Regions from separate parts of the Homo sapiens genome. Here regions 2 and 3 are each linked to region 1. A link is a contact called in ENCODE Hi-C data. All regions are on one chromosome and are shown on one strand. The core of a region is the stretch at or near the end of the contact, and the rest is flanking DNA. Distances in the headings are between cores, read along the strand shown.

The links. A loop is a pair of places that touch in the nucleus more often than their neighbours do. Pooled maps may share reads with other maps.
Region 2: a pooled map shows a loop between it and region 1 (11-fold over the local background). The contact joins the promoter of CKAP4 here to the promoter of TPCN1 in region 1. A Hi-C loop is called at or near these places in 1 of 168 maps with a recorded cell type or tissue (tibial artery), 1 of 37 single-sample maps with no recorded cell type and 5 of 50 pooled maps.
Region 3: a loop to region 1 is called in a pooled map, with 10 times the contacts of the local background. The contact joins the promoter of RAB35 here to the promoter of TPCN1 in region 1. A Hi-C loop is called at or near these places in 5 of 50 pooled maps.

The regions. Positions count from the first base shown.
Region 1 is chr12:113,219,268-113,223,102 of GRCh38, forward strand. It overlaps TPCN1 (two pore segment channel 1), which reads left to right and starts at 2,197. Exons shown (of 28, transcript NM_017901.6): 1 at 2,197-2,359. It overlaps DRC10 (dynein regulatory complex subunit 10), which reads right to left and starts at 1,827. Exons shown (of 5, transcript NM_001330452.2): 1 at 1,730-1,827. RefSeq lists an enhancer at 1,426-1,575.
Region 2 is chr12:106,246,239-106,250,073 of GRCh38, forward strand. CKAP4 (cytoskeleton associated protein 4) reads right to left here and starts at 1,782. Exons shown (of 2, transcript NM_006825.4): 1 at 1,131-1,782. The coding sequence starts at 1,613. LOC124903008 (a long non-coding RNA gene) reads left to right here and starts at 2,034. Exons shown (of 2, transcript XR_007063443.1): 1 at 2,034-2,521; 2 at 3,433-3,835. RefSeq lists silencers at 928-1,017, 1,678-1,987, 2,018-2,357.
Region 3 is chr12:120,114,776-120,118,610 of GRCh38, forward strand. It overlaps RAB35 (RAB35, member RAS oncogene family), which reads right to left and starts at 1,978. Exons shown (of 6, transcript NM_006861.7): 1 at 1,824-1,978. The coding sequence starts at 1,875. RAB35-AS1 (RAB35 antisense RNA 1) reads left to right here and starts at 2,132. Exons shown (of 1, transcript NR_182302.1): 1 at 2,132-3,835. RefSeq lists enhancers at 1,169-1,961, 1,962-2,753, 3,546-3,835, 3,757-3,835 and silencers at 1,679-1,808, 1,909-2,218, 2,379-2,728, 2,819-2,878, 2,866-3,044.

The DNA of each region.
Region 1 (3,835 bases), core at 947-3,446:
TCAGGTGATCCACCTGCCTGTGCCTCCTACAGTGCTGGGATTACAGGCACGAGCCACTGTGCCTGGCCTATGTTTAACTTTTTAAGAAACTGCCAACTATATTTCAGATTGGTGGTACCAATTGGTATTCTGCTGTACCTACCGGCAACATATGAAAGCTACAGTTTGTTTATTTATCTACATGATGATACTTGGTATTGTCTTTTTGATTTTTAAATGTCTACTCAACTCTTTTGCCCATTAAAAAAATTGAGTTGTCCTCTTATTGAGTTATAAGAGTTATTTTTATATTCTATATACAACTCTTTTATGACACATGATTTGCAAATATTTCCTCCATGTCTGTGTCTGTGGCTGATCTTTTCATTTTCTTATGAAAATATCTTTTGAACCTCAAAGTTTTTTTTTTATATATTTTTTTGAGACAGGGTTTTTCGCTCTGTCGCCCAGGCTGGAGTGCAGTAGTGCAATCATGGCTCACCGCAACCTCCGCCTCTTGCGATCAAGCAATTCTCCCACCTCAGCCTTATTTATTTATTTATTTATTTATTTATTTTTTGAGCTGGAGTCTCGCTCTATCACCCAGACTGGAGTGCAGTGGCACGATCTCGGCTCGCTGCAACCTCCACCACCCGGGTTCAAGAAATTCTCCCGCTCAGCCTCCTGAGTAGCTGGGATCACAGGCACACGCCACCAGGCCCGGCTAATTTTTGTATTTTTAGTAGAGACAGGGTTTCACCATGTTGGCCAGGCTAGTCGCAAACTCCTGGCCTCAGGTGATCTGCTGGCCCAGGTGATCTGCTGGCCTCGGCCTCCCAAAGTGCTGGGATTACAGGCTGAGCCACCGCGCCCGGCCCTTAGCCTCATTTAATCATCACAAGAAACTCTCTGTCTTCAGTAGGTACAATGAGATCACATCTTAAGGATGGAGATGGGAGTTAAATTCCAAAGTTAGGATAAAGGCAAAAGTGGTGTAATAAAAATTACCTAATTTATTTATTTATTTGAGACAGAGTCTTGCTCTGTTGCCCGGGCTGGAGTGCAATGGCGCTATCTTGGCTTACTGCAACCTAAGTCTCCCGGGTTCAAGTGATTCTCGTGCCTTAGCCTCCCGAGTAGTTGGGATTACAGGTGCGCCTCCATGCTCAGCTAATTTTTGTATTTTCAGTAGAGATGGGGTTTCACCATACTGGCTAGGCTGGCCTAGAACTCCTGACCTCAAGTGATCTGCCCGCCTCGGCCTCCCAAAGTGCTGGGATTACAGGCGTGAGCCACCATGCTCGGCAAAAACAACAACAACAACAACAAAACAAACAAACAAAACTACCTAATTTAAACACTGAAGTGAGATTGCCTGCTCACCGAGGAACGTATGGCCGTTGGGTGAAATGGGAGGGGACTTATAAACTCCCCTCCCACCCACAGCTCCCATGTTTGACTTGAAATAAGTTAACTACGATATGACTCTGCTTGACTGTTGTCCTCCTCGTTTTAGGGATGAGGGAGTGGAGCCATGAAGTGGGCAGGTAGAAGGGCAGAATGGAGGCCGGCTCCCTGCAGGTTGTGGAGCGAAAGGTCCAGACTAAGGCAGGAGCTGAGGGACAGGGTCCTGAAGCTGAGACGAGATCGCAGCGGGGGCTTCTAATTCCTCAGGGAGCCAAAGGACAGAGGGCTGAACCCTATTCCACATCTCCCCCGATCCGCGACCCTTTCCCAACTGGCTACTCACCTGCTCTGACCGCTCCAGGTTTCCCTAGCCACAGTTACCGCCGCGGTCCCTGCGTTGCTAGGTTACCCGCCAATCTCAGAAGGCGAGACTCGGTGTCTGACTGACCTTTCTTTTCACCATTCAATTTATTGTTCCGCTCAGTTGTCCCCACCTCCTGAAGTCTGACCAATCAGAAGCACCGCCATTTTGACCTTTCACCAATGGAAAGACTTGGGACTCCCTCTGGGTTGGACTCAACGAGTAAGGCGGGGAACAAGGGAGGAGTAAGGGGCGTGGATTCTTCGTCCCGCCCCTTCTTAAGGAGGCGGGCAGGGAGTACCGCATCGGCGGCGGGCGAGACCTGCGGAAGGACGTGATAGTTGGCCAATCAGAGTTCATCACGGTAGCCCAGTTAGCCAGTAGGACGCTGTGAAGGGGAAATGGGGCGGGGCCAGCGGGGTTGAGAGGACGGTAGGCGGTGGATAGGAGAGCTGGCGCAGCTGCCCTGGTGGCAGTGGCTGAAGTGGCGGCGGCTTCGGCGGCTGCGGCGGCTGCAACAGCTTCGGGCTCGGGGTTTTGGCGGCGGCGCCGGCGGGCTAGGCTGCGCGGTGCGGACCCCGGCGCGCGGTCCGGGTTGCTGGGGCGGCGCGTGTAAGAATCCGAGGGATGCGACGGCTTGGCCCGAGGGAGAGGGCAGGGATCAGGGGTCAGAGGACGCGGAGTAAGGGGTTGCGGCGCAGCACTCTGGTGTGGGAGGTGGGCCGTACGGGCCCAGAGGGGGCGCAGGGAAGTCTCCACCGCGCTTCTCTCCGTCCAGCCCGGGCCGGGGCTTTGCACCCTCTCTCCTCGCCCCCGACTTCTTAGGGCGACCCTCACGTGGGCTCCCAGCCAGGGGCTGGGAGCACGTGGAGCTGGAGCCAGCTGTCCTGCCTCCTTCTTCCTCCCTCCCTCGCTCTTCTCCCTGGCGCCCTTAGGTGACCCCACAGGAGTCTTGTGCCTGGGTCAGGCTGCCCCAGCGGACAGCGGGATGGTAGCTGAACCTCTTCCCCTAGGCCCTTTCCCCAGCGCTGGCCAGTTGGGTCCTCTGTAGAGGCAGAAGCAAAGCCCGCGGAGGGAACACTGGACCAGGACGCAGGAGTCCCGGGTTCTAGCCCTACTCCTCCACTGTGTGACCTTGGGCAAGTCTCTTCCCCTCTCTGGGCCTCATTTTTGTCTGTCTGGAAAAATGACGTGTTTGAATTCAAATCAGGGGACTGGTTCTAGTCGTAGGTGTATATAGGGTAATGGTTAAGCAGGCAGGGTCCCTGATTCAGACTGCCTGGGTTGAAACTTATAAAAGGCAAGTTAACCACTCCAAGCTTCAATTTCCTCATTCCTAAAGTGGGGATATTAGCTAAGATAGGATTTTTCAACAGCAGCTCAGTTGACATTTTGAGCCACATAATTCTGTTTCGGGAGGTCTCACCTGTGCATTGAAGCAAGTTCAGTGGCATACCTGGACTCCACCCACCAGCAATCCCCCCACTCCCAAGTTGTGACAGTCAAGATGTCTCCAGACATTGCCGATGTCCCCATGGGGGCAAAAATCACCCCAGTTGAAAGCCAGTGGGCAAAGGCAGTACAGGCAGGCAAGCAGTCATATATTAAACAGTTAAACAACCGTGTTGAAGCATTTGAATGCGAGGACTTTAATCTATGGTGGCAGATATCATGAAAATTATGCATGAACAACCCCCCTGCCTCTTTTTTTTTAGCTCATCATTAATGGTAGTGTATTTTATGTGTGGCCCAAGATAGTTCTTCCAGCGTGGCCCAGGGAAGCCAAAAGGTTGGACAGCCGTGAGTTAAAACATAGAAACCACTAGCCATTATGATAATGGTAACATTAAGAAACCTCTTCTCTGTGAGTTAATAAATTCTCCTGCCTTCAAAGTAAACATGGGAGATAATTGTCAAAGCTGAGTAATGGATACAAGGAAGTTCACGTATATATTCTCTGCACTTTTGAGAATGTTTGAAAATATCTGTGGTAAAAAGTTAAACCAAAACGACAATACAACCATAATTCTTAAGACTGCCAAATAGTAGTGTCTCATCTGGGATTTCCTCTTCTGCCTTTCCACTGCT
Region 2 (3,835 bases), core at 532-3,031, 7.0 Mb before region 1:
CCAGCTGGGGACTTTGTCAACTCATTCCTCTGTCTAAACCTCAATGTTCTGCTCTGGGAAATGAAATCAAAACTGTTAGTCCTCCCTCCCAGGGTAGTTATAAGAATTAGATAATATGTGAGTGAGTAAGCATTCTAAACACCATATAAATGTGGCTAGAAGTATTATTCACCAGTATGATCTAGTATTTTTGGCCCTCCTCTTCCCCTAAAGCGGAAGTAGGGCCGGGCGCAGTGGCTCACGCCTGTAATCCCAGCACTTTGGGAGGCCGAGGCAGGCGGATCACTTGAGGTCAGAAGTTCGAGACCAGCCTGGCCAATACGGTGAAACTTTGTCTCTACTACTAATAAAAAATTAGCTGGGTATGGTGGCACATGTCTGTAATCCCAGCTACTCAGGAGGCTGAGGCAGGAGAATCGCTGGAACCTGGGAGGCAGAGGTTGCAGTGAGCTGAGATCGTACCACTGCACTCCAGCCTGGGCGACAGAGCCAGACTCCCTCTCAAAAGAAAACCCAAAAAAGCTGAAGTAGGACTACGTCAAAGGCCCACCTGGGCAGGCTGGTCCAATACAGGACAAGGGACCTAAAGATAGATGGTATTTCATTTGGACCTGCAAATGAGTAAGAATGCCAGCTCCGGGTCTATTAAAAACCCCGCTCGGATGTCTCCCACAGGCAGAGCTGAGGTGGGGCCTTGCCTGAGGCTTCCAGGGATGCGCTGGCTTCCCTTCCAACCTCCTTTTCAGACAGCTCTGCCCATTCAGCGGTTCCTAATGCAGAAAGAATGGGCTCCCCGGAGCCTGCCGGCTTCCTTACAGGTCACCGCTAATGCCCTGTGACAGGCCCTTGGCCCACCCTGCCAGGCGGGCCTGGGCATCCTCGCGGCGGCCCATCCCTCGGGGCCGATTCCTCCGCAGCCATTAACAAAGGGGGTCTGGGGACTGCCTCGGAACTAGGGGGCCGCGTGGAGTGGGATGTCTAGGCCAGGGCCCGCCAAGGAGGAGCGGCCGGCTCCCGCCTCCGGGCCTGGGCAGGCAGCGCTAGGGGCCGGTCGGGAAGCACGAAGGAGCCCGGCCGTGGGTCCGGAGGCCGCAGTCGATGGGGACAGTTGCGGGGCCGGGGGTACCCACCTTCTGCTCGACGCCCTGCAAGCCCTGGCCCAGCTCCTCCCTCTGCCGGGAGAAGTCCTGGTGGCTGCGCCGGACCTGCTGGACCTCCTCCAGGACGTGGTGGACGCACCAGCCCGAGAAAGCGGCCGCCGCCACCAGGGCGAGGTAGAAGAGAAAGTTGAGCGCCCTGCCGAGCCTGCGCGAGCAGGACGCCGAGGACGAGGCGGCGGCGGCGGCAGCGGCGGCGGAGGCGGAGGAGGAGGAGGAGGACTTGCCGCCGCCGCCGCCGCCGCCGCGGTGGCCGCCCTTGCCGTGCGCCTGGTTCTGCGGGTGCTGCTGCGGGTGCTGCTGCGGGTGCGGCGCGGGCGGCGGCGGCGGCTGCTGCGGCGCCGGCGGCGGCTTCTTCGCCACGTCATCCGCGCCGCCCGACGGGTGGGCACCCTTCTCCGAGGGGCTCGCGGCGCCGTGGCCGCCCTTGGAGCCCCTTTGTTTGGCCGAGGGCATGGCGGGCGCGGCGGCGGCTCGGGCCGCGGGCTGGGAGGCGAGCGAGCGCGGCGCGCGGCCCGGGAAACTTGCAGGGGCTCCCCCGGGACTGGGCGAGCGGCACGCGGGCGCTGCTGGCGTCGGAGCGGCGAGAGGACGCGCGGCCGGGGAAGGAGGCCGGGCCGAGGAGGCGGGAGGAGGGGGCCTGCCTCCGCCGCCGCGGCGCCGACCCCGCCTCCCGGTAAGGGAGGCCGAGCGAGCCGAGCCGGGAGAGCTTGCCACGCACGCCGGCCCGGCGGCCCCTCCTCCCCGCCGCCACGACCCCGGAGAGGGAGGGCCGGGCGGGGTCTACGGGGGCCGGGAAGCCGGCGCGGGGGTGGCTGGGCGCGGGGCGGGGTCCCGGCGGGGTCTGCGGAGGCCGGGGTGGGCACCGAGGTGGCCGCGAGGGGAGGGGAGAAGAGCGGAGCGGAGGGGAGGGGACGCGGCCGAGGTGGGGCTGGCGGCCCGGCGGGTTCCACGCAGGCTGGGGGCGGAGGGCCAGATCGACCCCAGCCGGGGCGGCCGAGCAGGGTCCACGGGGGTCGGGGATGGGCGGCCAGGCGGGGTCGGAGGGACGAAAGCCGGGGTGAACCTGCGCCGCGGGCCAAGCGCGACCCCCTCCCTTCCCGACCTGTGCGGAGAGGAGAGAAATGAAGGGGGGCGCCCAAGGAGCCCTGGCCCCGGGAGTGGGAGTCAGCGGGTGGGAACAGATCGCCCTTCCTTTCCGCTGGGAATTGGGGGACTCCCCCTGCTTTCACTCTCCCAGCCCGCCATGGGGTTGGGCCTTGTCCTTTGCCTTGGGTTTGAAGGCGGAGACAAAAAAGGCTGTCCAAAATCCAGCCAGCTTGGGAGGCATGGTTGATGCGAGTTAGCAAAGATTCTCGACTGTGGTAAGTCTGTTCAAGGGGACGCATTCACCAAGTGTCCCCGTTAGCCAAGTTAGCCTGCTGTGGCCAGCTCTTTACTTTTTCCCCCCGAAGCCCCTTCAGCTCTGTTTTCTCTTTCGGGGTCATGAAGTTTGTCCACGGCCCCTACTCCTGACAGCCTCTGGGATGGGTGCTGCGGAGGCAGCAGCAGCCACACAGAAAGAGGCAGATCAGCGTTGTCACCCCTACTTTTGTAAAAGGAAATCTGGTATTGCCAGGCTGTGTGGTTAGCGACTCACATATGTTCTCGAAATCTCACAAAAGCCCTGTGAGGTAGAAATTATTTTACCCATTTTATAGGAAGGAAATTGAGACTGAGCGAGCCGGCTTCGGATTGGCTCAAGGTCACATATAGTCATCATTCGAACCTCACTCAGTCTGCTTCTTTCTGAAGTCTGTGCAGCTTAATCACTTCAGAATGGGAAGGAAACGGGGGCCCAGGGAAGTTAAGCAACTTGCCCACTCACTCAGTCTAATTGGTGCCGGGGCAGGGACAGAACTCACTCAATTCCACTGCTTTCCCCAGTTTCTGGTGAGTGATGTGTGCCTGGCACTGTGTGCACCTGGCACTGTGTGTAGTAGGAATGCTGTTTCTTCTGTCTGTAACCTCCTCCCAGTTCTGTAAACAAAGACAAAACCATGCCCTGCCCTTAAAGCCTATAGGGTTCAAATGCCACCTCTTTGATGATGCTTTCCCTATAACACCATTTGATACCTCTCATGGGACTTAGCAAGTAATTGCAACGAGAGGCATATATGTTAGTTCAATATAGCAAACCTTTGTTGAGGGCCCACTGTGTGCCAGGTATGTCTCCCCTCCCTGAGGACTGGAAGCAACCATAGTTTATATTTCTCCTTCTTTCTCGCTTTATAAGGTGTTGCTAAAAGCCTCCAGTGAATGAATGAACACTTGTGTGCCTGCCCTCAAGGAGCCTGCACTACACTTGGAGATATATACAGAAACCTGTTGAGGGCTAACTTAGGTAAATTGGGAACATAAATGTAAAGAGATTTGGAAAGCAAACCATTGGCCTGTACATGGGCAGGCTTTGGGGGCAGAAAGACCTTGAGCAGTGCCTTGAAGAATGATTTGCATATGAGGAGAGCAGGGAGGATATTTCTGTGGCGGAAATGGGGTGAGCCCAGGACACCTGTTGGCCATGAGGGTGTGTTCTACATGTAGAGAAGAAAGAGATGAACTGGGTGGAGCGGGTCCAGATTGCAGAAGGCTATAGAAGCCAAGCTGGCAGATAGAAGAATCGCTATTAGTGTGGGAGG
Region 3 (3,835 bases), core at 728-3,227, 6.9 Mb after region 1:
CCCTGGGCTTTACAGAGGAGAAGAGCCAACAAGCTGCATCTTCCTGCTGAGTTTAGGCTTTTCACTGTTGGATATCAACGCAGAGGTCCAGATGTCTTGCAGAGGGATAAAGGCTCCTGACCACGGCGGGCTGTCACTCCAAAAAGAGAGAAATGGCCCCAGTGCCAGTCCCTCAGAACCCAGGCCAGGGCTGCAAGGAAATCATGTAAAGGAAGAAGCCTCAAGACCCTGAAGAATACCAAAGGCCATCTCCAAGAGAACACTCCAGAGCTTGCCTGGTTTCCCTTCATTCAAACCATAACCAGTCAGTACTCCACCTTTCTACCTCCTTCCCCAACCTCAGTTACTCTTCCATCTCCCTGGTTAGCCCCCAGCTTTCCCCCTTACCTCTCCCCTCCTCCAGCAACCACGGAAACCTCAGCCATCCTTCACCTGATCCAAACCACCAACCACATCTCCATCCAGCTTTAAAAGGGAGGCCAAAACCACCCACTTCCCTGACCTAGCTCTGACATCGCTACCCAACACTCCTACATCCCAAGTCATACCGCTCACTTGATTTGATCCCCTTTCCTTAACAGTCCATGGGCTCTACCACCAGCCTGGCCTCTGCCTCCAATCATAAGACATCCCTCCCCACACTCAGCTCAGGTCTGGTCTACAAACTGAGCATGCTCCCAAGACTCTTTCATGAACATCATATAACCCCAGCACCTCAGTTTCGCTCCCATAAACCTTCTGGGGCCTGCCTTCCTGACCTCTTGGTCACTCCATAAACCTGCTCACCTGCCACACTCCAAACAGCTCTAAAACCCTCCACCTTTTCCCAGAAACCAGTCTACCTTTTCGAAGGACACTTAATATTCATTAATTCCTTCTGCAAATATGTCTTAAGCATGTACTGGGTGCCAGGCACTGTTCTAGGCACTGGAGCTAGAGCAGTGATCAGAGCTAGGAGCCCTCAAGCAGTGTGTGTGTGTGGCCAAAGCACTTTTATAATTTTGGCTGTCCCATCCCCAGGACCCCTCTGTATATAGTAGTGTAACAGCAAACAGTGACAACTCACTATGTGCCAGGAGCTGTGAGCAACACTGCAGAATCTCACTTAATACTCACATCAACCCCATAAGGCAGATCCAACTATCATTCCATCTTACAGATGAGGAAACTGAACCACGCAGGGATATAATAATTCAGCAGGAATATGCCAGACCCTGTGCAAAGCCCTTTATCCGACTTACCTCATTTAAACCTCACGGCAATCCCATGAGGCAGGTTCTGAGAACGTCCTCATTTTAGATGGGAAGAAACTGACGCTTATAAAGGATACTGATGATAATGACAATAGTGAACATTTACTTCGAGCTTACTTTACCGGGTAGGGCGCTACGCACTTTTCCTACTTTATCCCATCGAATCCTCACACCACCCAGCAAGGCACATCCCCACTTCTCAGATGAGGGAACTGAGGCTCAGGACGGCGAAGCAACTTGCCCAAGGTCAGCGCGAGGCAGGTGGTAGTCCTGAGACTCGAACCCACGTCTCTCCAACTCCAGAGATCGCGCGACTTGACCAAGGTCACACGTGAGGCAGGAACAGGCGCGATGACTGGACCCGGCGCGCTTGGCCCCTCCGCCCCGCGCCCCAACCTCCCCTCGGCGCGGTCCGGAGCCCCTCGGCGCACCCCTGGGGCCCAGACCGCCGGGCTGCCCCGCCCGCCCGCCCCGCACGGGCCGGCACCTCCCCGCCCGCCTGCCGCCCCGAGGCCCCCGCGGGCCGCGCCCGGCAGGGCCCGCGCCGCCTCCGGCCGCTGCGGCCCTCACCGCTGTCGCCGATGATGAGCAGCTTGAAGAGGTGGTCGTAGTCCCGGGCCATGGCGGGCGGGGGCGGTGCGCGCGGGCGGGCGGGGTCGGTACTGGCCTCGCGATCCGCAGCTCCCTTCGGGCTGCTCCGGCAGCGGCGGATCCACTTCCCGAACAAACAGCCGGAACTGACAGAAACACCTCCCTCCGCTCCCCCTCCTCCTCCTCAGCAGCCGCCGCCGCTACCACCGCCTCCCTCCTTCCCGCCCCGCCCCACCACTGCGCAGGCGCAGCGTCTGGCACCGCCTTGCGCAGCCGCAGCCTGAGCCGGCCGCGCCCGGGTCGCGCACGCGCCCTGACGGAGTCCCAGCAAGCGCGGGCCCGTCTTCCTCGCGTCTCCTCGGGGAGCGTCGTCGCCGCCACCCTGGGCGCTGAGAGCTTGCGGAGCCGAGCCGCTGTCGAGTCCCAGCGGAAAGAAGCCCAAGGTGCCGGAGAAGCCCGGTCGTGGACGTTGTTGCTCCCTCATCTTCGAGACCCGCACGCCCTGCGGAGAGGAAATGACAGGCACGCCGCGACCGTGGGGCGGGGCTCGCACGAGCTCCGGGTTTCCAGAGGCAGGGGCCGGGGCCGTAGAAGGCAGAGTCGCGCGGGGAAGGCCCGGTACCCCGCCCCTTCCGCACCGACCCCTCCCCCGCGGAGCTGGCCCCGGCCCCGGGCCTGTGGAGTGGACGCCGAGGGCGGCGGGCGGCTTCCGAGTTGGACAGAACGGGAGCTGCCGGCGGGAGCAGAGCTGCGAGGAGGTGGCCTTTGAGGGCAGCGCGGGGTCGAAATCCCATCCCAGCGCTGTGACCTCTTGGAGCCCACATTGCCTCTTTGGTGGAGGGGAGGGAGTGGTCCAGCTCCGAGCCGAGCCTGGGAGCTGAATGACCCAGTGTGCAAGGCGCACCTCGGAGACCGAAAGCAACCGCTCCCCCGGCTTCAATTTCACACCACCTGCAGATACACGTCTCAGAATCTGCGGCTAGGAAGACCTGGGCCGCCAGAAGCTAAACGTGTGCATTTTGTCATCAGCCCCGGTTTCTCGTTTTAGAGTGAGTTCCCACCTGCCCTACCTAAACTGACCTGAAACGGAAAGTTGTATGCCCCCACGACCATCCTCACTGCAGAACTGCAGAGGGTTTTAAGCTCCTTATTACCTGTTTCTTATAATCCTGTCCCTTTCCAGGCGAGTATTTATCGGATAGTTCTACTTGTTTTATCAAACTTCCTTTTCTTTTGACTTTATAAAAAGCAATGCCGGGAGGCTGAGGCGGGAGAATCGCTTGAACCCGGGAGGCGGAGGTTGCAGTGAGCTGAGATCTCGCCATTGCACTCCATTCTGGGCAACAAGAGCGAAACTCCGTCTCAAAAAAAAAAAACAATGTTCGTCCTTAAAATTATGTGCAGAAGTTTACTGAAAAGTACAAGTTACTATTTTTCCTTCTGAAGCACTCCTCACAGGTAACCCCTGTTAGTTTCACAGGTAACCTTAAAATGCTTAACACATATTTGTTGAATGAATAAGTGCCCCCCAGTGAATTTCCTTTGCCTGTACAAACATATATGTACATACCTTGCTTTTTCTATTTAACAGTACACTTTTATCATTTAACATCTGCGTGGTATGGTACTCCATCCGATAACCATCGGATGTACTATTATTTAACCACTCCGCTATTAATAGACATTCATGCTGTTTATATTTTTTGGTTATAATAAACATTGTTGCAGGCGGGATCATTGAACAACACATGGAGTGTCTGACTCAAGCCTTGAGTTGTTTTTCCGGGAGCTGAGAATCAGTGTGGTGATATCGAAATAACATGAGCTTGGAATCTGAAGGTACTGGCTAGGGAGAAGAGCTGCTCATGTGCTCCCGATAGAAAGTCCCCCTTGGTCGGGAAGGTTAGGGCCATCCTCTGACTCAGCAGTTTTAGGAAATAGAGGGGGAGAAGGAAGGTATGTACCTTCCTTCCACCAGGGAGGCACGCCCA